Linked DNA regions of Homo sapiens: region 2 is linked to region 1. Evidence: chromatin loops called from intact Hi-C (ENCODE). Cell type or tissue: ascending aorta. All regions are shown on one strand. Links, peaks and the distances in the headings refer to the core of each region. The heading gives the core; the rest is flanking DNA. Region 1 has its middle 18 kb from the start of TOB2. Region 2 overlaps ZC3H7B (zinc finger CCCH-type containing 7B).

The links. A loop is a pair of places that touch in the nucleus more often than their neighbours do. Peaks named below come from ENCODE experiments on the same cell type or tissue, not always from the same donor. Only the 100,000 strongest peaks of a DNase experiment are listed, where the experiment ranks them.
Region 2: it touches region 1 in a loop (7-fold over the local background); 2 of 110 quality-filtered maps call a loop at or near these places.

The regions. Positions count from the first base shown.
Region 1 is chr22:41,427,383-41,430,288 of GRCh38, forward strand. No RefSeq gene overlaps it. Among named protein-coding and RNA genes, the nearest start is that of TOB2, 18 kb to the right of the region's middle. In ascending aorta, for the core only: no CTCF peak of the experiment used is centred there; no DNase peak of the experiment used is centred there; H3K27ac peaks cover 470 bases.
Region 2 is chr22:41,359,476-41,362,341 of GRCh38, forward strand. It overlaps ZC3H7B (zinc finger CCCH-type containing 7B), which reads left to right. Exons shown (of 23, transcript NM_017590.6): 23 at 1-672. Among named protein-coding and RNA genes, the nearest start is that of TEF, 21 kb to the right of the region's middle. RefSeq lists enhancers at 521-1,043, 1,044-1,566. In ascending aorta, for the core only: no CTCF peak of the experiment used is centred there; no DNase peak of the experiment used is centred there.

The DNA.
Region 1 (2,906 bases), core at 203-2,702:
CCTGAGTAGCTGGGACTGCAGGCATATGCCACCATGGCTGGCTAATTTTTTTATTTTTTGTAGAGACATGGGAGTCTCACCATGTTCCCCAGGATGGTCTCGAACTCCTGGGCTCAAGCAATCTTTCTGCCTTTGCCTCTCAAAGTTCTAGGATTACAAGCATGAGCCATTGCCTCAGCTGAATATTGAATGTTTAATATAATGAATCAGGCCGGGCGCGGTGGCTCATGACTGTAATCTCAATACTTTGGGAGACTGAGGCAGGCGGATCATTTGTGGTCAGGAGTTCTAGACTGGCCTGGCCAATATGGTGAAAATCCTTCTCTACTGAAAATATAAAAATTAGCCGGACATGGTGGCATGCACCTATAATCCCAGCTACTCGGGAGGCGGAGGCAGGAGAATCGCTTGAACCTGGGAGGCAGAGGTTGCAGTGAGCCAAGATCACACCACTGCACTCTAGCCTGGGTGACAGAGCGAGACTCCATCTCATATAAAAATAAAAATAGTATAGTGAATCAGGCTGGGTGAGGTGGCTTATACCTGTAATCCCAGCACTTTAGGAGGCATGAGGATCACTTGAGCCCAGGAATTTGAGACGAGCCTGGGCAACATAGTAAGACCCTGACTCTACAAAAAATTAAAAGTAAAAAATTAACTGGGTGTCATGGCTTGAACCTGTAATCCTAGCTACTCGGGAGACTGAGGCAGGAGGATTGCTTGAGCCTGGGAGGTCACAACTGCAGTGAGCCATGATCATGTCACTGCACTCCAGCCTGAGTGACAGAGGAAGGAAGAACCTGTCTCAAAAAATAATAATAATAATAATAATATAGTGAATCAGGGCAGAGCTAGAAAAACAACCCAGGTGTCTGGGCCTCTGGGCCAAGACTCTTCTCCTGTCTGGACTTCCCAGCCCTGCCACAGCGCGGCAATAGTTTGACTAGGTTTTTGTGTCTTGGGTTGGGGGGGTCCCACCTGATGGCATATGGTTCTGCCCAGGGCTCAACCTATCATTATTTCCTCACATCTTTGGGAAAAGTGCCACCATACAGGGTCCTCCTAGGGCCCTCCACAGGGCTCAGGAGCCAGTGGGGCAAGAAGAGGTGCAGGCACAGGGACCATCTTGAATGGCCTAGCTGGACAGGGGCCTAGCCTGACTGTCCCCTGTTGTACAAATGGGACAGATGTCAAGAGGGGTTCAAAGTTACACAGTGAATTGGCAGCTTCAAGGACCTAGAACCTACTTCTCTCTGATAGTGAAATTCCCCAAATTAAAAATTCAGAGAATTGGCCGGGCGCGGTATCTCACACTTGTAATCCCAGCTCTTTGGGAGGCTGAGGTGGGCGGATCACCTGAGGTCAGGAGTTTGAGACCAGCCTGGCCAACATGGCGAAACTCTGTCTCTACTAAAAGTACAAAAATTGGCCAGGCATGGTGGCTCATGCTTGTAACCCCAGCACTTTGGGAGGCTGAGGCGGGTGAATCACGCCGTCAGGAGGTCGAGACCATCTTGGCTAACACAGTGAACCCCTGTCTCTACTAAAAACACAAAACATTAGTTGGGTGTGATGGCACGCACCTGTAATCCCAGCTACTCGGGAGGCTGAGGCAAGAGAATCACTTGAACTCGGGAGGCAGAGGTTGCAGTGAGCCAAGATCGCGCCACTGCACTCCAGCCCGGGCAACAGTGCAAGACTCCGTCTCAAAAAAAAAAAAAGTACAAAAATTAGCCTGGTGTGGTGGCACACACCTGTAATCCCAGCTACTTGAGAGGGTGAGGCAGGAGAATTGCTTGAGTCCAGGAGGCGGAGGCTGCAGTGAGCTGAGATCGTGCCACTGCACTCCAGCCTGGATGACAGAGCGAGACTCCATCAAAAAAAAAAAAAAAAAAAAAATCAGAACATGAGCTGGCTTATTTGCCTAGAGGCTTGGAGACCTCTGACTGGTTCCATTCTGACCATAGGCCCTGTCCAGGCAAAACTTGGGCAAGCTGGCCAGGCCTAGAGAAAGGAGAAAGGCATGCCCCTCTACCCCGACTCACTCATGGGGAGGTGGCGGTGGTGAGGACCAGAAAATGGCATCCCCTTGGCCTAGGGGCACTGAGTCAGGCAATGATGAGGGGTTCTCCTGCTGCCATGACTCACCCTCCCACCACCCACCTGTCTGCCTCTCCAGGGAGAAATTCCCGGGTTTTGGGACGGACATTGAGGGTCACGTTTCATCCCCAGACAGAAGGCTAGGCCCCTGGAGAGAAGGAGTGGGATTCAGTGTGCTTCGCGCGACACTGTCTTGCTAGGAGACAAGCAGCCTCCCACCTTGGCAGAGGGCAGGGCTGGGGCAGCCCAGGCTCTGCTCAAAGGACAGTTTTCTTTTCTTCCCCAGCCTGGTCCTGCCAGCAGCTTGGGTTTCAGTCTGTATGCTGATGCAAGGAGCATACTGGCCTGGATTGTCTGGTGGCATTTAAGGATGGACAATAATGGCCATGATGATTAAAATGATACTCGCCGTTCACCAAGTTGTTTACTGCAGGCCAGCCACCGTGCTCCGTATTTTCCACCCATCATTTCTTTTAATTTTCACAAGTAGGTACAATTATCATCCCTATTTTCTTCCTCTTTTTTTGGTCTTCTTATTTTTTTTCCTTTTTTTTTTTTTTTTTGGAGATGGAATTTCACTTGCCACCTAGGCTGGAGTGCAGTGGCGCGATCTCGGCTCAGCTCGCTGCAGCCTCTGCCTTCTGGCTTCAGCCTTCCAAGTAGCTGGGATTACAGGTGTGCGGCACCGTGCCTGGCTAATTTTTTTGTGTCTTTGTTTTTTTTGTTTTGTTTTGGTTTGGTTTTTTTTGAGATGTACCCTTGCTCTGTCACCCAGGCTGGAGTGCAGTGGCGTGATATCGGCTCAC
Region 2 (2,866 bases), core at 1-2,500, 68 kb before region 1:
GTGATTCGGGCAGCCAGGGACAGGAGCCACCCTCCCCAGGCCCAACTCTGCTAGCTTCCCAGACCACCCCCATCGAGTGCGGAGAGAGTGGGAGTGCTCAGGGAAAGAAGGTGATTTGTATTTGTCTCCCCGCTGAAAAGAACAGGATTCAAGTCCAGAGTTTTCATCTTCAGCCTGTGATCTGTCCAGGGACCCTTGGGATCTGGGGCTTCCTGGCCTGGCCAGAGCTGGAGCCCCCACAGGGTAAGGAAGAGAGAGTGGGAGGCAGAGTGTGATGGGGAGGAGGGACAGGAAGACCCTTTTAATGATGAGGGTAACTATTTCAGTTGTGAGCCTTCTAGGGCCCCAGGCTGGGAGGCTCAGAGGACTGAATCTGGGACCTGTGTTCCCCCCGGCAGGCAGGGACAAGATGGCATGGCAAGCATGGGGGCGGGGTGGGTGGGGAGGGATGCTGCATTTCTCAGCTGGGCAGTAATCAATTTAATGGTCCTTTAAAATGTCTGTGTATTAAAAATTTAAGAATACCACACTTTAATATTAAATATTCATAAGGTCTAGTATCTTGATAATAATGTAGATGTTTTAATAACAATTTTTGTCCTTCTTAAAATAAAATGAAAGAAACTTGCTTCCCTTAGCCTTTGTTCTAGAAAATAAACTTGTGCACTTTGACCTCTGTCCCCGAGATGTCACTCCTGTTCCTCCCCACCTGGTACTTATATCCAGGGGCCTTAGCTGCTCTGTCCTCATGGGACAGACCTGGCCGGTACTAGCTACTCTGAGGAATGCTAAGCATTCCGAGGGGTGAGGGGCAGGTCTGTGTCCCTGTGTACACACGGAGGCCAGCCGACCCTGGCTCCGGCAGCATCTCACTGGCAGCGACACGCTGCCACTTGCCACCCTTCCCTGGCTCATCTGCAGCTTGCCTGCTCTCAGCCTTCCACGTGGGGCTGCCAGCGGTGCCCACACTTCCCTACATTTACGCTGCAGTGTGTGCCCAGCTGGGTTCCAGGACCCACCTCTGCCCTTTCTGGAGGTGGCTCTTGCAGGAAGGCAGGGACCATGCCTCGCCTATGATGCCCAGTGTGATCCCGACTGCAACCCTGGCTTCTGTGAACCCAAGGGAGACTGAAGTCACATGGGTCCAGTTTCCTCATCTTTAAAAGGAGCTGGCGGGGGGGCTGGGCACAGTGGCTCACACCTGTAATCCCAGCACTTTGGGAGGCCGAGGTGGGCGGATCAGCTGAAGTCAGGAGTTTGAGACCAGCCTGGCCAACATGGTGAAAACCCGTCTCTACTAAAAATACAAAAATTAACTGGGCATGGTGGCACATGCCTGTAATCCCAGCTACTTGGGAGGTTGAGGCAGGAGAATCGCTTGAACTCGGGAGGCGGAGGTTGCAGTGAGCTGAGATCGGTCCACTGCACTCCAGCCTGAGTGACAGAGCGAGACTCTGTCTCAAAAATAAATAAATAAAAGGAGCTGATATATTAGATCTGGAGTTCTCAGGGACTCAGTCTGCTGGGGTGGGAGGTACTTTGTCAAATCTTTTGGATTGTGCATGGCTGCAGGTGATAGAGGGGGTCCCATAGGGAGGGACTGCTCATGTCCAAGAGCAAGCTCTCACCAGACAGCTTTTTTTTCTTTTTCTCCTTTTTTTTTTTGAGACAGAGTCTCACTCTGTCACCCAGGCTGGAGTGCAGTGGCACGATCTCGGTTCACTGAAACCTTCACCTCCCAGGCTAAACTGATTCTCCTGCGTCAGCCTCTTCAGTAGCTGGGACTACAGGCACCCACCACCATGCCTGGCTAATTTTTGTATTTTTGGTAGAGCCAGGGTTTCACCATGTTGGCCAGGCTGGTCTCGAACTCCTGACCTCAAGTGATCCACCCGCCGCCTTGGCCTCCCAAAGTGCTGGGATTACAGGCATGAGCCACCACCATGCCCGGCTTCCCAGACAGCTTTAAACTGCAGTGTGGAGTGGACCAGGACAGCGGTTCAGGACCAGAGAATTGCCTGAAGACGGAGTCATTTGGGCCAGGTGTGCAGTAGACGCTCAGATGCTTGATAAATGATGGCACGAGGAACAAAAGCAGCCAGCTTTATTGAGCATCTTGGTTGCAGCAGGTACTGTGCAGCTAGTACATCCGTCCCTCACAGCAACCGTGGAAGTTCACTGTCCACATTTATAGCCCAGAGAGTTTCAGTGAAGGTTCCAAGGACCCTCAGGAAGGAGGCAGAAAAAAGATCGAGAACCACTGGGAACTGGGTATCGGCAAACGTCCCTTCCGCCCTGACATTCTGGAATTCACAGCACCTCTGGATGCACTGTGAAAAACCGAAGTGGCGTGGCAAGGCAGAGTTCCCGGAAGAAAAATACAGACTCATGCTTAGGCTGGAGAGATCGCGTGCCTGCATCAAGACCTTACAGGATTACTCCTGTAATCCTGCCTTGGGAGATCAAGGCAGGAGGATCACTTGAGGCCAGGAGCTTGAGACTAGCCTGAGCAACAGTAAAGCCGTATCTCTACAAAAAAAAAAAAAAAAAGTAAAATTAGCTGGGTATGGTGGTCCACACCTGTGGTCCTAGCTACTTGGGAGGCTGAGGTGGAAGGTTGGCTTGAGCCCAGGAGGTTGAGGCTGCAGTGAGTCATGATCACACCACCGCACTCCAGCCTGGGAGACAGAGCAAGATCCTGTCTCAAAAAAATAAAAATAAATAATAAAGGAACAATTAAAGAGTAAGACAAGCAGAGGCCGGGCTCAGTGGCTCACTCCTGTAATCCCAGCACTTTGGGAGGCAGAGGAGGGTGGATCACGAGGTCAGGAGTTCGAGACCAGCTTGGCCAACATAGTGAAACCCC